Regions from separate parts of the Homo sapiens genome. Here region 1 is linked to region 2. A link is a loop called in an ENCODE intact Hi-C map of the cell type or tissue named here. Cell type or tissue: Caco-2. All regions are shown on one strand. Region 1 overlaps MIS18BP1 (MIS18 binding protein 1). Region 2 holds the start of LOC101927418 (a long non-coding RNA gene).

Region 1 (8,000 bases), 300 kb before region 2:
AAAAAAAAAGCCGGGTGCAGTGGCTCACACCTGTAATCCCAACACTTTGGGAGGCCAAGAAGAGTGGATCATGAGGTCAGGAGATCGAGACCATTCTGGCCAACATGGTGAAACCCTGTCTCTACTAAAAATACAAAAATTAGATGGGTGTGGTGGCATGCACCTATAATCCCAGCTACTTGGGAGGCTGAGGCAGGAGAATCACTTGAACCCCATAGGCAGAGGTTGCAGCCACTGCACTCCAGCCTGGCGACAGCAAGACTCCATCTCAAAAAGAGAAAAAAAAATTATTAAGATTAAAGTAATGCAGAAATGTGTGGATAACAGACAATTGGACTATTGAGTATAAAAATTCAAACAGTTGTGTTAGTGAGCTAGACATAAGGGTAATTTTTTCATCTACCAATTTCTTGTCATAAAATTATCTTCAATTTAAAAAGGCTACACAATGCTTTATAAAGTTTAATAACATCATTAACTGGGCCCCCTTTTTGCTTACACTGATTATAGAGGGAAGTCTTTTAAGAGAGCCACCAGAGGCCCTGACAATGTTTTCTTCAAAACGCTATGGTCCACTAGGGGTTGTACCCTTTATCCCACCATCATTTCAGGTTCTATATATGTATATTTTAGCCTAAATGCAATAGTAGCATCATAAAGAACAGAACTGCCGGGCATGGTGGCTCACGCCTGTAATCCCAGCACTTTGGGAGGCCAAGGTGGGCAGATCACCTGAGATCAGGAGTTTGCGACCAGTCTGGCCAACATGGTGAAACCCCGTCTCTACTAAAAATACAAAAATTAGCTGGCATGGTGGTGGGCACCTGTAATCCCAGCTACTGGGGATGCTGAGGTGAGATAATCGCTTGAACCCAGGAGTGGGAGGTTGCAGTGAGCTGAGAAGGCACCATTGCACTCCAGCCTGGGCAACAAGAGCGAAACTCCATCTCAAAAAAATAAAAATGTAAAGAACAGAACTAAAGTAGAAATAGACAGCAACAAATTATATCATTTTCTGTGACATAGTTTGAAGGGGTGGCCTGCCCCTCCACACCTGTGGGCATTTCTCGACAGGTGGGACGACAGACTGGGAAAAGAAAGAGACACAGAGACAAAGTATAGAGAAACAAAAGTGGGCCCAGGGGACCGGCACTCAGCATACAAGGCCCCCTGCTGAGGCCCCGGGCGGCGCCCCTGGTCTCTGAGTTCCCTCAGTATTTATTGATCATTATCTCTACCATCTCAGAGAGGGGGATATGGCAGGACAGTAGGGTAATAGTGGGGAGAGGGTCAGCAGGAAAACATGTAAACAAAGGTCTCTGTGTCATAAACAAGGTTAAGAAAAGGTGCTGTGCCTTGATGTGCACATATAGTGCATTAAAGAGCAGTATTGCCACTAGCATGTCTCACCTCCAGCCTTAAGGCGGTTTTCTCCTATCTCAGTAAATAGAACATACAGTCGGGTTTTACACTGAGATATTCTATTGCCCAGGGACGAGCAGGAGACAGATACCTTCCTCTTATCTCAACTGCAAAGAGGACTTCCTATTTTACTAATTCTCCTCAAAACAGACCCTTTATGGGTGTGGGGCTGGGGGACAGTAAGGTCTTTCCCTTCCCACGAGGCCATATCTCAGGCTATCACATGGGGAGAAACCTTGGACAATACCTGGTTTTCCTAGGCAGAGGTCCCTGTGGCCTTCTGCAGTGTATTGTGTCCCTGGGTACTTGAGATTAGAGAATGGTGATGACTTTTAACAAGCATACTGCCTTCAAGCACTTTTTTAGCAAAGCACATTCTGCATAGCCCTAAATCCATTAAACCTTGAGTCAACACAGCACATGTCTCTGTGAGCACAGGATTGGGGCTAAGGTTACAGATTAACAGCATCTCAAGGCAGAAGAATTTTTTAGTACAGAACAAAATGAAATCTCTTATGTCTACTTCTCTCTGCATAGACACAGTAACAGTCTGATCTCTCTTTCTTTTCCCCACAATGGTTAACACTGCTTGGGTTCCTACTAACGGCTAAGCATAATAGTAAGTGAATTAGAGTTTTGTTTTGTTCTGTTGATACGAAGGGTCAGATTTGTTTGTATATTGTCTATGGCTACTTTCATGCTACGGTGCAGAGTTGAGTAGTTAGGACAGAGACTGGACCACAAAACCTAAAATATTCCCTATCTGATTATTTACAGAAAACATTTGCTGACCTCTGGTCTACATAACCTTCAGAAATAGGTGTTATTATCTCTGTTTTACACAAGAGAAATTAAGTCTTTTAAAGGCTAAGGCTCTGTCCTTGTCCTTGTTCCTTGACCTTAAAATTTCTAACAGACATAGCCTAAACCTGTGCAACCTGCAGACCCCCATCATTCTTGTTTATCTTCTGTCAGGGAGAGCCTCAGCACCTTAGACCTATACAGTGTAGGATGAATCCCTCCTGTTACTGGCAGCAAATCCATACGGGTCTGCAGAAACCACAATTCTTACCTCCTCAGAAGAAACAATTCTGGCCGGGTGTGCTGGCTTATGCCTGTAGTCCCAGCACTTTGGGAGGCCGAGGTAGGAGGATCCCTTGAGCCTAGGAGCTTAAGACCAGCCTGGGCAATATAGGGAGACTCCGTCTCCATTTTTTGTTAAATAATACTTATAAAAATTTTTTAAAAAGAGAATTTGACCAAGGAAACATAAGGCAGAAGGAGAAACTGAGGCAAGTTTTAGTGCAGGAATGAAAGTTTATTAAAACACTTTAAAGCAGGAAGCAAAGGAAAGAAAGTACTCTCAGAAGAGGGCCAAGCAGGTGACTTGAAGCATGGTTTAACTTTGTGACTTGGGGTTTTATATGTTGGCATGCTTCTGGGGGTCTTGTGTTCCTTCTCCCCGGATTCTAACCTTGGGGCGGGCTGTCTGCATGCCCAGTGGCGTGCTAGCACTTGGGAGGGGAGCAAGTTACAGTGTGTTTACTGGATTTATACACAGGCTCACTTGAGGCTTTCTCCCTTACCAGTCGGATGTCCTTAGGAGGTCATATACCAGTTAAACTCCTCCATTTTTCCTCTTAATGCACATGCTTGAGCCCACTTGCCCAGTTTCTGAGATCTTATGAGGAAGCTGCTGATCACCAATTTTAGGTGTTTCTGTTTATTGAGAGATTGCTTTTCCCTGGTGCTGGCTGCGATTAAGTATTATTTTAGAGACACAGTTAACAACCACCTGACCATCACAGGATGGTCGCCTAACAACATTCCTGGTGGGGGGTGGGGAGGCCCTCTCATTCCTTGCTTATCCCTGACTAGTTAACCTGCTGTAACATTCCCACTTCTGCAAGTCACCAGTCAAGGTTAGCTATTTCCAGCTGGAGGAAGCTAACGGTGTTTATGGCCCAGGGGAGTTTAGGCTGTAGATGGCTTGTTTCCAATTTAGTCAGTGGGATGGAGCTGGGAGGAATAGAAAAGATGGAGGAAGAGAGAGAGAGATTAGGGCCCATACACACATTAAGGTTACACACCTACACTGCAAACAAATGGTGCACTGCCTCCAAACAAATCCCCAGTTAAGAGGGCTGGGTAGAGTTCCAAACTCCTTGCCTCAGTTTCAAACGGCCCTCCCCAGGGGACAGTCCAATGTGAGCAAAGCCCTGAGGGTGCCACAAATACAAATGCAAAAAAATGGCCAAATGGTGACACCAACAGCTAAGTCTAAACAGAGCAGAGCCCCAGCAACACCCTAAAAGAGGCAGAGGGAGGCTGGGTGCACATCAGCAGCTCACCTGGTTCCAACATTTGTCGACTTCTTCAAAATGTCACATTCTCTTTGTATCAGTGAAGCTTTGGAAGCAGCAGATGCTGTGACAGAAATAGAAAAGGAGGTTCTGCAAGACAAAGGCACCTTGGCTATTGCTGGAAGCTCCCCTAATGTTCTTACTACAGGGTCAGCTAGCCATGAGCAGCTGGCACTCACAGGTGGCTCCATGGCCCTATCCAACAGAAGATCAGATAGGTGTGTCTGGAGCCTCCTGTGAATACACAGGGCTCCCTGTATGGGCCACCAAAAATTGTAACCAGCAATAGGGGTCCAACTACTTGCCGCTTGTAAAAAGAAGCCAATATAACAAGAGCAAGGTGTGATAGAGTTTTATTATCTGTGCCAGCAAAGGGAAGTGTGGGTGAAATTCCAGAAATTCCAGTCTTCAATTTGTGGAGTGAACATAGGAGTTTTTAAAGAGAGAATGATTTGGAATGCAGGAGAGGAGGGGGTTAGGAGGTGTTAGGTGGCTCAATCTGCTCCAACAGCTTATCTTGAAATATTATTCCATTTGGTGAAGGGGCCAGCACCATCCTGGGCTCAACCAGGTTACAAATTAATTGTAGTAAATCTTGCAGTAAATTTCTAGATGGGAGTGAGTTTTGGCCTTGACTGGGGAGAGAATTCTGGAGGTATCCAGTTTATGCCAGGATCCGGCCCCTGAAGCTTCTAAGGAAATACATGACCAGATAAATGAGCATGGTGTGCACTTAAAAAGCGTCTAGGTAAAAACATGTGCATAAGGCATGGGAGCATAGAATGGGTAAAGAAACGGAGGTTCACATTTTGAGGCTGTATTTCAAGATGAATGGAAACACATGTAGTTTATCTCAAAGTTATATCTTAAAATTGGGGAGAAAGAAAGAAAAAAGTTTTAAAACATGGTTTGAAGCCACGCTACTCGGTTACAGGCTGAATAAAGAGGGTGACAAATCCAGTTTCTCAGAAACATTTAATAGAGACTTTTGAGCAGAAGCCATCTCTTGGGTGGCCTCAAGATGGTGGATTTGGGCACTGTTATCCCCCCAGACCCAGGGTTTATATACCATAGGGAATTTGCCTAAGGGCTGTATTTATGGTAAGTATGTGTTTACGATAACACCAAGGTTGTTTTGACCTAAGGACAAGATTTCCAGTAAGTATATGGAGGTAGAAATCTTAGAGGCATTTCCAGATCCAGGTTTAATCAGAAGTCAGCATGGTGAATTAGCATCTAAAATGGAGTTCCTCTAGCCTCTACTCCTCTACGTACTACTGTTTTTAATTATCTAACTTGGAAAGTTACAAGAAGAACCAACTTATCAGTCCTCCAAAACTATTTTGTGATAATGAGAAAATACCTTTTATGGGGTGCCTGCTGATAATAAATACTTGTTTTCTAGTTGCCAAGTTTCCAGGACAGTGAAGATGATGATGATATTCTGCCAAATATGGACAAAAATCCAACAACTCCATCATCAGTTATCTTTCCATTGGTAAAAACTCCTCAATGTCAGCATGTCAGTCCTGGCATGCTAGGTTCTATAAATAGGTAAATATTCATGCATATGATATGTTAATTCTCTGCATCAGAGTAGTGAGGAACATTTAAACATTTCATGAGGACCATAGATGCCAGTAATGGGAAGAGGCATTATTTAAAAAATCAAGAATGTGTAGTTTCTAGAAGTTAAGGATGGACAAGTTCATCAAATCGGGGTGCTATTCAATAAACAGCATTGTGATATAACCCACATTTACTTCTGGATCAATTCGAAATGGATCAAGGTTTTACTTGTAAAAAACTTTAAAAAAAAAAAACTAAAGAAACCTTGGAGAATTATTTTATAATACCAGATTAGTGATGGTCTTTCTAACTATACTATAAAACCTACAAGCCATTAATGAAAAGATGAATAAAGTCAACTGTGTAAAAATGTTTAACAAATTTTACCTGGTACCAACCACTACAAACAAAAGACAACCTGAGAAAAGAATATATGCAACTTGTCACAGGCAAAAGGCTAATTTCCGTAATATATACAGCATTCCTACAAACTAACAAGGAATGCATTGTTAATTTTTGTGCATTGCTAGTGAGAAGGTAAAGTAGTGCGATCTTTGCAGCAACAATTTGTAAGTATCAAAATTATAAATGCACATGCCCTTTGACTTAGGAATTTTACTTATAGAATTGTGAATGTACAGCTTATTCATTGTAGCATTGTTTAAATGGCAGTACCTCAAAAATCTATCAGTAGGGACTAATTAAATGAACTCTGGTCCATTATATAGTCATAGAAATTAATGAAGAGCCAGGCACAGTGGCTGAAGCCTGTAATCCCAGCACTTTGGGAGGATCACTTGAGCCCAGGAGTTCAAGACCAGCATGGGCAACATAGGAAGACCCCATTTCTACAAAAAAAACCCAAAAATGTTAGCAGGATGCAGTGGGGCAAGCCTGTGGCCCTAGCTACTAGGGAGGCTGATGTAGAAGGATTGCTTGAGTCCCAGAGGTGTAGGCTGCAGTGAGCTGTGATTGCAACAATTGCACTCCATCCTGGGCAACAGAGTGAGATCCTGTCTCAAAAAAAAAAGAAATTAATGAAGATATTTTTTATTGCTATTATGATAAAATGCCTAAGATATATTAAATGAAACAAAGGTAGATGCAGTGAATAATATACTACTGTTTGTGTAAATAGAAGCTATATGTATGTATGCATATATGTATATACTTGTGTGTGTGTGTGTGTGTATAATTGCTTTTATTAGATTAAGTCTTTATAAAAGGATGCATAAGAAACCAAAACATTGGTGATCCTTAGGGAGAACTAAGGTAGCTGGAGGAAGGAGAGGGGGGCTTTTGAATTTTGAACCATGTGAATACAAGAACAATTTGAAACATATAAATAAATAAAATTAAGAAAAAAGTAGGGGTGACTAACAATAAAATGTCACCAAAAAAAGATGGAAAATAGTAAGAATGAGGCCTGAAAATAGGCTATTCCATTTGGCAAGTAAGAGGCCATTGCTGATCTTAGAGCAATTTCCACAGAATGAGAGGCAGAAGCAAGATAATAGTGACTGAGAAAAAAACTATTCAGTACTCTCAGGAAGCTTGCTAAATTGCTAAAATTTTAATTTGCACTTATTGGATAAAAATATAATTTTCCTAGGCATCTAAAAATTATTTTTAGTATTTAGTGCAGGGGAAAGCATACTGAGAATACTATTTTGGACAAATTTTTTGATAAGCACTTTGACCAGTTCATCAAAAGCCTTAAAATATTCATCCGTGGCCGGGCGCGGTAGCTCACACCTGTAATCCCAGCACTTTGGGAGGCTGAGGCCGACGGATCACAAGGTCAGAAGTTCGAGACCAGTCTGGCCAACATAGTGAAACCCCATCTCTACTAAAAATACAAAAAATTAGCCGGATGTGGTGGTGTGTGTCTGTAATCCTAGCTACTCAGAAGGCTGAGGCAGGAGAATCACCTGAACCCGGGAGGCAGAGGTTGCAGTGAGCCGAGATCACGCCATTGCACTCCAGCCTGGGTGACAGTGCGAGACTCCGTCTCCAAAAAAAAAAAAAAAAAAACAACTTCATCCTTTTGGCCGTTGAATTTTATTAGACACTTTAAGGAAATATGAGATTTGGAACACAGATGTTCATCATAAAACATAATACTGAAAGTTTGAGAATGACCAAAACATCCAAAAATAAGGAAAGTTATAAATTAAGATTTATCCATATAATGGAATATGAAACAAATCATGTCTTCAAGAATTTAATGACAGAAAAATGTCCAGTGGATAGTAGTTTTCAAAAGCTAGGAAAACTACATTCAGCATGATCCCAATTTTATGTAACAAATTCGTAAGGAAGGAAATTTCTTAACTTACACATCACCAGCCATTCTTTCTAGGTTGTAGAATGACACCAGTGTGGGTTGTGGGTTTTTGTTTTTTGTTTTGGGGGATATTTTCTGTCCATTTATGTCACTTTTACAATTAAAGAAACACGATAGATTCACTTATGTTATGAATCTATATTGTCTGAAACTTTTTTCTTAAAAAAATGATTTTCTTAGGCTTCTTCACTCTCTCTGACTTTACTAGCTCTAGTAATTGACGTACTTTTCATAACAGTTTTAAGTAATCAAACAGTTATATCACTTCAGAAGTGAAAAACTCTTTGTCTTCAAAGACA
Region 2 (8,000 bases):
GTATATATGTGTGTACACACAGTGTATATGTGTGTACACACACAGTGTATATATGTGAGTGTACACACAGTGTATATATGTACACACACAGTGTATATATGTGAGTGTACACACACATAGTGTATATATGTACACACACAGTGTATATATGTGAGTGTACACACACAGTGTATATATGTATGTGTACACACACATAGTGTATATATGTGTGTATACACACACATATATAGTGTATATATGTGTGTATATACACACACATATATAGTGTATTTATGTGTGTGTATATACACACACATATATAGTGCATATATGTGTGTGTATATACACACACATATATAGTGCGTATATGTGTGTGTATATACACACATATATAGTGCGTATATGTGTGTGTATACACACATATATAGTGCGTATATGTGTGTGTATACACACATATATAGTGCGTATATGTGTGTGTATACACATATATAGTGTGTATATGTGTGTGTATATACACACATATATAGTGTGTATATGTGTGTATACACACATATATAGTGTGTATATGTGTGTATACACACACATATATAGTGTGTATATGTGTGAATACACACATATATAGTGTGTATATGTGTGTGTATACACACATATATAGTGTGTATATGTGTGTGTATACACACATATATAGTGTGTATATGTGTGTGTGTATACACACATATATAGTGTGTATGTGTGTGTGTGTACACACATATATAGTGTGTATGTGTGTGTGTGTACACACATATATAGTGTGTATATGTGTGTGTGTGTACACACATATATAGTGTGTATATGTGTGTGTGTGTACACACATATATAGTGTGTATATGTGTGTGTGTGTACACACATATATAGTGTGTATATGTGTGTGTGTGTACACACATATATAGTGTGTATATGTGTGTGTGTGTACACACATATATAGTGTGTATATGTGTGTGTGTACACACATATATAGTGTGTATGTGTGTGTGTGTGTACACACATATATAGTGTGTATGTGTGTGTGTGTGTACACACATATATAGTGTGTGTGTGTGTGTGTACACACATATATAGTGTGTATATGTGTGTGTATATACACACATATATAGTGTGTATATGTGTGTGTATATACACACATATATAGTGTGTATATGTGTATGTATACATGGTGGTATCTTAGTTCATTTGGACTGCTGTAACAAAATACCATAAACTGAGTAGCTTATAAGCAACAGAAATTATTTCCCACAGTTCTGGAGGCTGGGAAGTCCAAGATAAAGGCAGATTTGGTTTCTGGTAAGAACACTTTTTTTCTGGTTCATAGGCGTAATCTTGCTATGCCTTCACATGGTAGTAGGAGTGTGGCATCTCTCTTGGGTCTTTTTTCTAAGGGCACTAATCCCATCCAGGAGGGCTCCACTGTCATGACCTAATTGCCTTGCCCCACCTCCTAATGCCATCATTTTGGGGATGAGAGTTTCAACATATGAATTGTGGGCAGACATAAACACTGAAGACTATGGTAGGGGGATAAACAATTTTGGATAGTATCTGGTGGTTAAATGGTTAAAGATTTTGAACAGGAACAATATGGGATATTTTACCATTTGATGTCTAGGAAACTTTATTCACTTTCTCTTCAAATTTTTGCTTTGCTTTGTTCTTGCATTTTAAACTAATTCATGTATTTAACTTTTTAAAACTATTTTTACATTGTAATTTGTTCTGTGATCTTCATTTCCACAGAAATACCAGCAATGGTTTTCAGCCAACAAACTTGAAATATTTGCATAGAATTTAATTTTCTGCAACAACACTACACACTAATTTGCTGTAATTTCTTAATAAAATATTGAAAGAGGAATCCATAATGGTAATGTTACTGGGTGGGAAGTTCTTAACTGTGAATTGTCCAGGTTCTTGGCGTGTTGAACAAAGAATTGAACAAAATACACAAAGTAACAAAAGAAAGAAACAACAAAAGACAAAGCAACAAAAGAATAGAGTAATGAAAACACAGATTCATTGTAGTGAAAGTACATTCCACAGACTGGGAATGGGCTTCAAGAGGCAGCTCAAGAGTCCCGCTACTGAAATGCTCCCCAAGGTTTTTATAAAGCCAAAAGAACATGGGCAACACCCCTACATAACATTTGGAGGCCTCCAGTTGGTTACACCCTATGAAGGATTGGCCTACGACCAACCAGAGGCTGAAGTGGAGGCTTGCCCTGCAGTCAATCACAGATTGAAGCGGAAACTTCTGTCTTGTTATCACAGGAGCCAAGATGTAGCCTGTATGCTGCCTAATCTTGCCTAGAACTATCTGCGCCTGCTGTTCTTTTGCTTATGCATTAACCCTTGGTTACCCTAATTCCCTATTCTCCTGCCTCAGCAGCTAGCACTTTCATAGTGCTTACTATGTGTCAGGCAGTAAGTGCTATATATAGTAATTCATTTAATCCTCACTACAACCTTATGAGATATATTCTAGTATTATCTCCACTTTACAGTGAGGAAACAAATAGGTTAAGTCACATGCCCAAAGCTACACAGCCCATGACTGAGCCTGGATTTGAATCCAGGCAATCTAACTTCAAAATCCGGATTTAACTGCCATATTCTTGCCTTTCCTCGACAGCCTGAAAACACAATCAATCAAGAACTAATGATAAAAGAGATAATTCATTGATCATATAGCATGATTCACTTAGTCTGCAAATCCAGTCTTTTTCCTGGGTGAAAAAGGACAATCCTAAATTAGGTCTTCTGGCATTTTATAAGCTTGCTGAGGATAAAATTCCTAAGCCTTCTCAAAAAGAGAGCTGAAGGAAGAGGGGGAAATTTCAGAAGCCATGAGGGTTGGGAGGAAATAGGTGAAGAAACCCCAGGGGTCAGTTTACAAATAATATTTTAGCGGGAATGTTGGCAGAGAGCACAGCCAACTTTATCAAACGCATCTTGGTTGTATATTTCCCCCGACTTATGAGTAGGTAGTATCACAGAACAGAAGGAAAATTTGCTCGCATCACCCAAATTATAAAGTAAGTTAATAGCTGGTCGTGGTGGCTCACACCTGTAATCCCAGCACTTTGGAAGGCAAAGGCGGGTAGTTCACTTGAGGTCAGGAGTTTGAAACCAGCCTAGCCAACAGTACAATTTTTGTACTAAAAATACTAAAACACAAAATACAAAATACTAAAAATAAAAAAATTAGCCAGGCATGGTGGCACATGCCTGTAGTCCCAGCTACTCGAGAGGCTGAGGCAGGAGAATGGCTTGAACCCGGGAGGCAGAGGTTGCAGTGAGCTGCGCCATTGCACTCCAGCCTGGGCAACAGAGCGAGACTCTGTCACACATACACACACTAAAAGTAGGTGAATACTTTTAAGGCCAAAAAAGTTCAGGTATTGTTTTCTCTCCAGGTCCTTTACATTCTATGCCGTGGAGCTTCTACCACCTAGTGTTTTTGAAGAATACTGCAGGAGCTGGGAATCAGTCCTTTTCCTTCAGAATTCCAGCGGACATTTACCAAGTGCTTAAAGAAGGCCCGGCGGGGCGCAAGGGCTCACGCCTGTATAATCCCAGCACTTTTTAACGCCGAGGCGGGTGGATCAACTGGAGGCTAGCGTTTCGAGACCAACCTGGCCAACATGGTGAAACCCCATCTCTACTAAAACACAAAAAAATTAGCCAGGCATGGTGGCGAGCCCCTGCAGTCCCAGCTACTCGGAAGGCTTGAGCCCGAAAATTGCTTGAGCGCGGGAGGCGGAGGTTGCAGTGAACCGAGATTGCACCACTGCACTCCAGCCTGGGCCACAGAGCCAGACTCTGTCTCAAAATACTACTACCACTACTACTACTACCACTACTACTACTACTAGTAAAGAAGGCTTATCCCAAGTGACCCTCTCACATATTCCCTATTATCAGAAAGAGAAAAAAATTGAGGTTAATTTGTGTGGATTACTTTAGCTGTGACATATTTTCTTAAAATTTGAAGGTGTTTGAAAATTTTTTATCTTTAAATGTAAGGCTTATAGCATTCTAGTAGAAATAATGGCAGTTAGGCTTTGGGGGTAGAAGAAATAGTACTGTGTCCGGAGTTGGTGGGTTCCTGGTGTTGCTGGTTTCAGGACTGAAGCTGCAAACCTTCATGGTAAGTGTTAGAGCCCATAAAGGCAGCACGGACCCAAAAAGCGAGCAACAGGAAGATTACTGCAAACTGCAAAAAAACAAAATTTCCACAGCCTGGAAGAGGACAAAAACCAGCTGCCTGCTTTTATTCCCTTATCTGACCCCACCCACATCCTGCTGATTGGTCTATTTTACAGAGAGCTGATTGGCCCATTTTACAGAGAGCTGATTGGCCCATTTTACAGAGAGCTGATTGGCCCATTTTGACAGGGTGCTGATTGGTGCGTTTACAAACCTTGAGCGAGACACAGAGTACTGATTGGTGCATTTATAATCCTTTAGCTAGACAAGGAAGTTCTCCAAGTCCCCACTAGATTAGCTAGACACAGAGCACTGATTGGTGCGTTTACAAACTTTGAGCTAGACACAGGGTGCTGATTGGTGCGTTTACAAACCTTGAGATAGACACAAAGTGCTGATTGGTGCATTTACAAACCTTTAGCTAGACATAAAAGTTCTCCAAGTGCCCACCCCACTCAGGAACCCAGCTGGCTTCCCTAGTGGGTCTGGTGTAGGTCCGCTGGCGGAGCTGCCAGCCGGACACACGCCCCACGCCCGCACTTCTCAGCCCTTCCGCGGTCCATGGGTCCGGCCGTCGTGGAGCAGGGGGCGGCGCCCGTCGGGGAGGCTCCAGCCGCGCGGGAGCCAACGGTGAGGGGGCTCAAGCATGGTGGGCTGCAGGTCCCGAGCCTTGCCCTGCGGGGAGGCGGGTGAGGCGCGGCGAGAATTCGATCGCGGCGCGGGCGGGCCTGCCGTGCTGGGGGAGCCGGGGCACCCTCCGCAGCTGCTGGCCCCGGTGCTAAGCCCCTTACTGCTGGTGGCCGGTGGCGCGGCCGGCCGCTCCGAGTGCGGGCCCGCCTAGCCCAGCGCCCACCCGGAACCGGCGCCGGCCCGTGAGCACCGCGTGCAGCACCGGCTCCCGCCCGCGCCTTTCTCTCCACACCTCCCTGCGAGGAGAGGGAGCCGGCTGCGGCCTCGGCCAGTCCCATAGTGGGACCCCTCCAGCGCAGCGGACGGCTGAAGGGGTCCTTGAGCGCGGCCACTGCTTGAGCGCGGCCAGAGTGGACGCCGAGGCCGAGGAGGCGCGGAGAGAGAGCGAGGACTGCTAGCACGTTGTCACCTCTCAGTACTATATAATTGTCTTTGAAATAGTACTCTGTAATTGTAGAGGTAGAGGAAATAGTACTGTATAATTGTCTTTGAAATCACAAGCTGAAGAATCTGTAATCTTTTTCCTTTACAGATCTCCTCCGGGAGTGGTGGGCAGCTACTGTGAAAGGCCTGGTTCAAAAACCTCACAGCGGTTGTTTTCAGAGTTGTCCCTCCTGTGTACTCTCAAAGCCCCAGGTACCTACCCTGCCATAGTATTTCGTTTTATACTGTCATCATTGTTTTACTCATTTTTCTCCCGCTGTAGGCATGTATACTCTTCCAGGGCTGAAAGCATATCTAATTCAAGTAGCAAATGGTAGATACTCAATAAGTATATATTAAATGAATGCTGCAGAGAAAATATGTCTGATATTACCTTGTTCTAGTTTGCAGCCCCCAAATCAAACCTAGCCTGCTTGGGAAAGGATTTTCCTAGCTGGTGGGCCATTTTCTCCAAGCCTTAACCTGGTCTCTTCTTAACTTGAGCTCAGGTCAGCTCTCTTGTGTTTTTTCTCCTTCCCAATCCCTTTCCACTGCCCTAAAATTCTCATATGTTGGGTATGCGGAGATACTTACTGTATCTGCTTCTCTCCTCTTCAAAAACTCTCTCAGATTTTGTCCACCCTGCCCTTAAAGCTAATTACGTTGAGTGTATTTTAATCTTTCTTTGTTACAACTCTGTATTAGGTTAACAGGAAAACAGAAAGTCTATTTGGTTGTATCTATTTGGGGACAATTTATTCCATCCTGGTCTTGCTTCCAAACTTCAGCACCCGGGATACTATGATTAAGATGTAGGTAGAGGATTGTAAAGGAATGATATCCTTTGTAAAATAAAAGAATGAGTTATTGAAGGTTTAAGAAGACAAATGTTTTTGAAAGCAAGTGTCCGGGTGAAAAGAAATGCCTGAACAGGTGGCCACAGCTGTTTTCCTGAGTCTTACTTTCCTCTTGGAGTTTTGTCATGTTAATTATCTCTATCACCACTATGCTGGCCTCCAGGAGTATACACTTCTTCCTTCCAAGCCCTAACTCCTTGGTTCTTGGTTCTCTTCAGTACTGTAGAGCCATGCTAGACTTTCCAAAAAGTCTTTACCAGTGTGAGCCAATCACTGGATTATGTAATCATAATTGTGTAAATTATGGATGGAAGAAATGATGGTGGAGAAGTTATGGATGACCTTTATTTTCTTCTTCAAACTTCTTTTGTATTACTGATTTACATATTATTTTATATTCATATTGCGAAATGAGTGTTTATAAAATTCAAAGATAGGCCGGGCACGCTGGCTTACATGTGTAATCCCAGCACTTTGGGAGGCCGAGGCAGGTGGCTCACCTGAGGTCAGGAGTTTGAGACCAGCCTGGCCAACATGGTGAAACCCCGACTCTACTAAAAATACAAAAATTAGCCGGGCGTGGTGGCACTTACCTGTAATCTCAGCTACTTAGGAGGCTGAGGCAGGAGAATTGCTTGAATCCGGGAGGCGGAGGTTGCAGTGAGCCAAGATCATGCCACTGCACTTCAGCCTGGGCGACAGAGCAAAGCTCCGTCTCAAAAATAAATAGATAATAAATAAAATAAAACTCAAAGATAAAACAAGTAATGAAAATCCATCCAACTTGTATAAATAGCAAGTTTCTGATTCTACTATGGCTAACTTGCCTACGCAGCTAATTTGCTCCCAAAGCTCCTGTTCCATTCCACACCCTTTTTGAGGTTCCTGCCGAAGCAGCTCACCTTTTCATTTTTAAGCAATATTCCTCCTGATACCTTGCAGAAGATCTTATTGAGAAAACAGTGGATAAACAATGGAACTGATTGCTCATTTGAGGATAAATAATCTAATTACATCCTCAGCATATAAAGAAATTATCTAGTTACAGATGGCTTCTTACTAACTTCCTCCCCCTCAGCTACAAGAGATAGAGTAAAAGGCTGTTTTCTCCCCAGGATCAAATTAAATTTGAGGTTAAAGGAGTGTCTTAGTTCATTTGTGCTGCTATAACAAAACACCTGAGATTTGGTAATTTATAAAGAAGAGAAATGTATTTCTTACAGTTCTGGAAGTTGGGAAAATTAAGATGGAGATGCCAGCATCTGATACGGGTTTTCTTGCTGCATTATCACATAGCAGGAGGAAAAAGGGCGAAAGGGTCAAACTCACTCTGTCAAGCCCATTACTGGCTGGGCACGGTGGCTCATGCCTATAATCCCAGCACTTTGGGAGGCTGAGGCAGGAGGATTACTTGAGCCCAGGAGTTTGAGACCAGCCTGGGAAACATACAGAGACCCTGTCTCCACAAAAAATTTTTTAAAATTAAGGGGATTTGGTGGTGCATGTCTGTAGTCCCAGCAACTTGGGAGGTTGAGGTGGGAGGATCACTTGAGCCCAGCAGGTTGAGGCTACAATAAGCCATGATTGTGCCGTGGCACTCCAGCCTGGGTGACACAGTGAAACCCTGTCTCAAAAAAAAAAAAAAAAAAAAGTCCATTTATAAGGGCAATTCATCTCACTCATGAGGGCAAAGCCTCCCCAAACCTCCCCAAACGTCCCAGCTCTCAGTACCACCACCATAGGGATTAAGCTCAATGTAAATTTTGAAAGGGAGACCATCATTCAGACCATAGCGAGGAGGCTGTCCAGGTG

The links. A loop is a pair of places that touch in the nucleus more often than their neighbours do. Peaks named below come from ENCODE experiments on the same cell type or tissue, not always from the same donor. Only the 100,000 strongest peaks of a DNase experiment are listed, where the experiment ranks them.
Region 1: a loop joins it to region 2, with 5 times the contacts of the local background. A loop is called at or near these places in 5 of 110 quality-filtered maps.

The regions. Positions count from the first base shown.
Region 1 is chr14:45,207,719-45,215,718 of GRCh38, reverse strand. MIS18BP1 (MIS18 binding protein 1) reads left to right here. Exons shown (of 17, transcript NM_018353.5): 14 at 5,191-5,339. Among named protein-coding and RNA genes, the nearest start is that of MIS18BP1, 41 kb to the left of the region's middle. In Caco-2, no CTCF peak of the experiment used is centred here; DNase peaks (open chromatin) are centred at 1,778 and 3,268.
Region 2 is chr14:44,909,301-44,917,300 of GRCh38, reverse strand. LOC101927418 (a long non-coding RNA gene) reads left to right here and starts at 5,384. Exons shown (of 3, transcript NR_110050.1): 1 at 5,384-5,544. In Caco-2, a CTCF peak has its summit at 3,456; no DNase peak of the experiment used is centred here.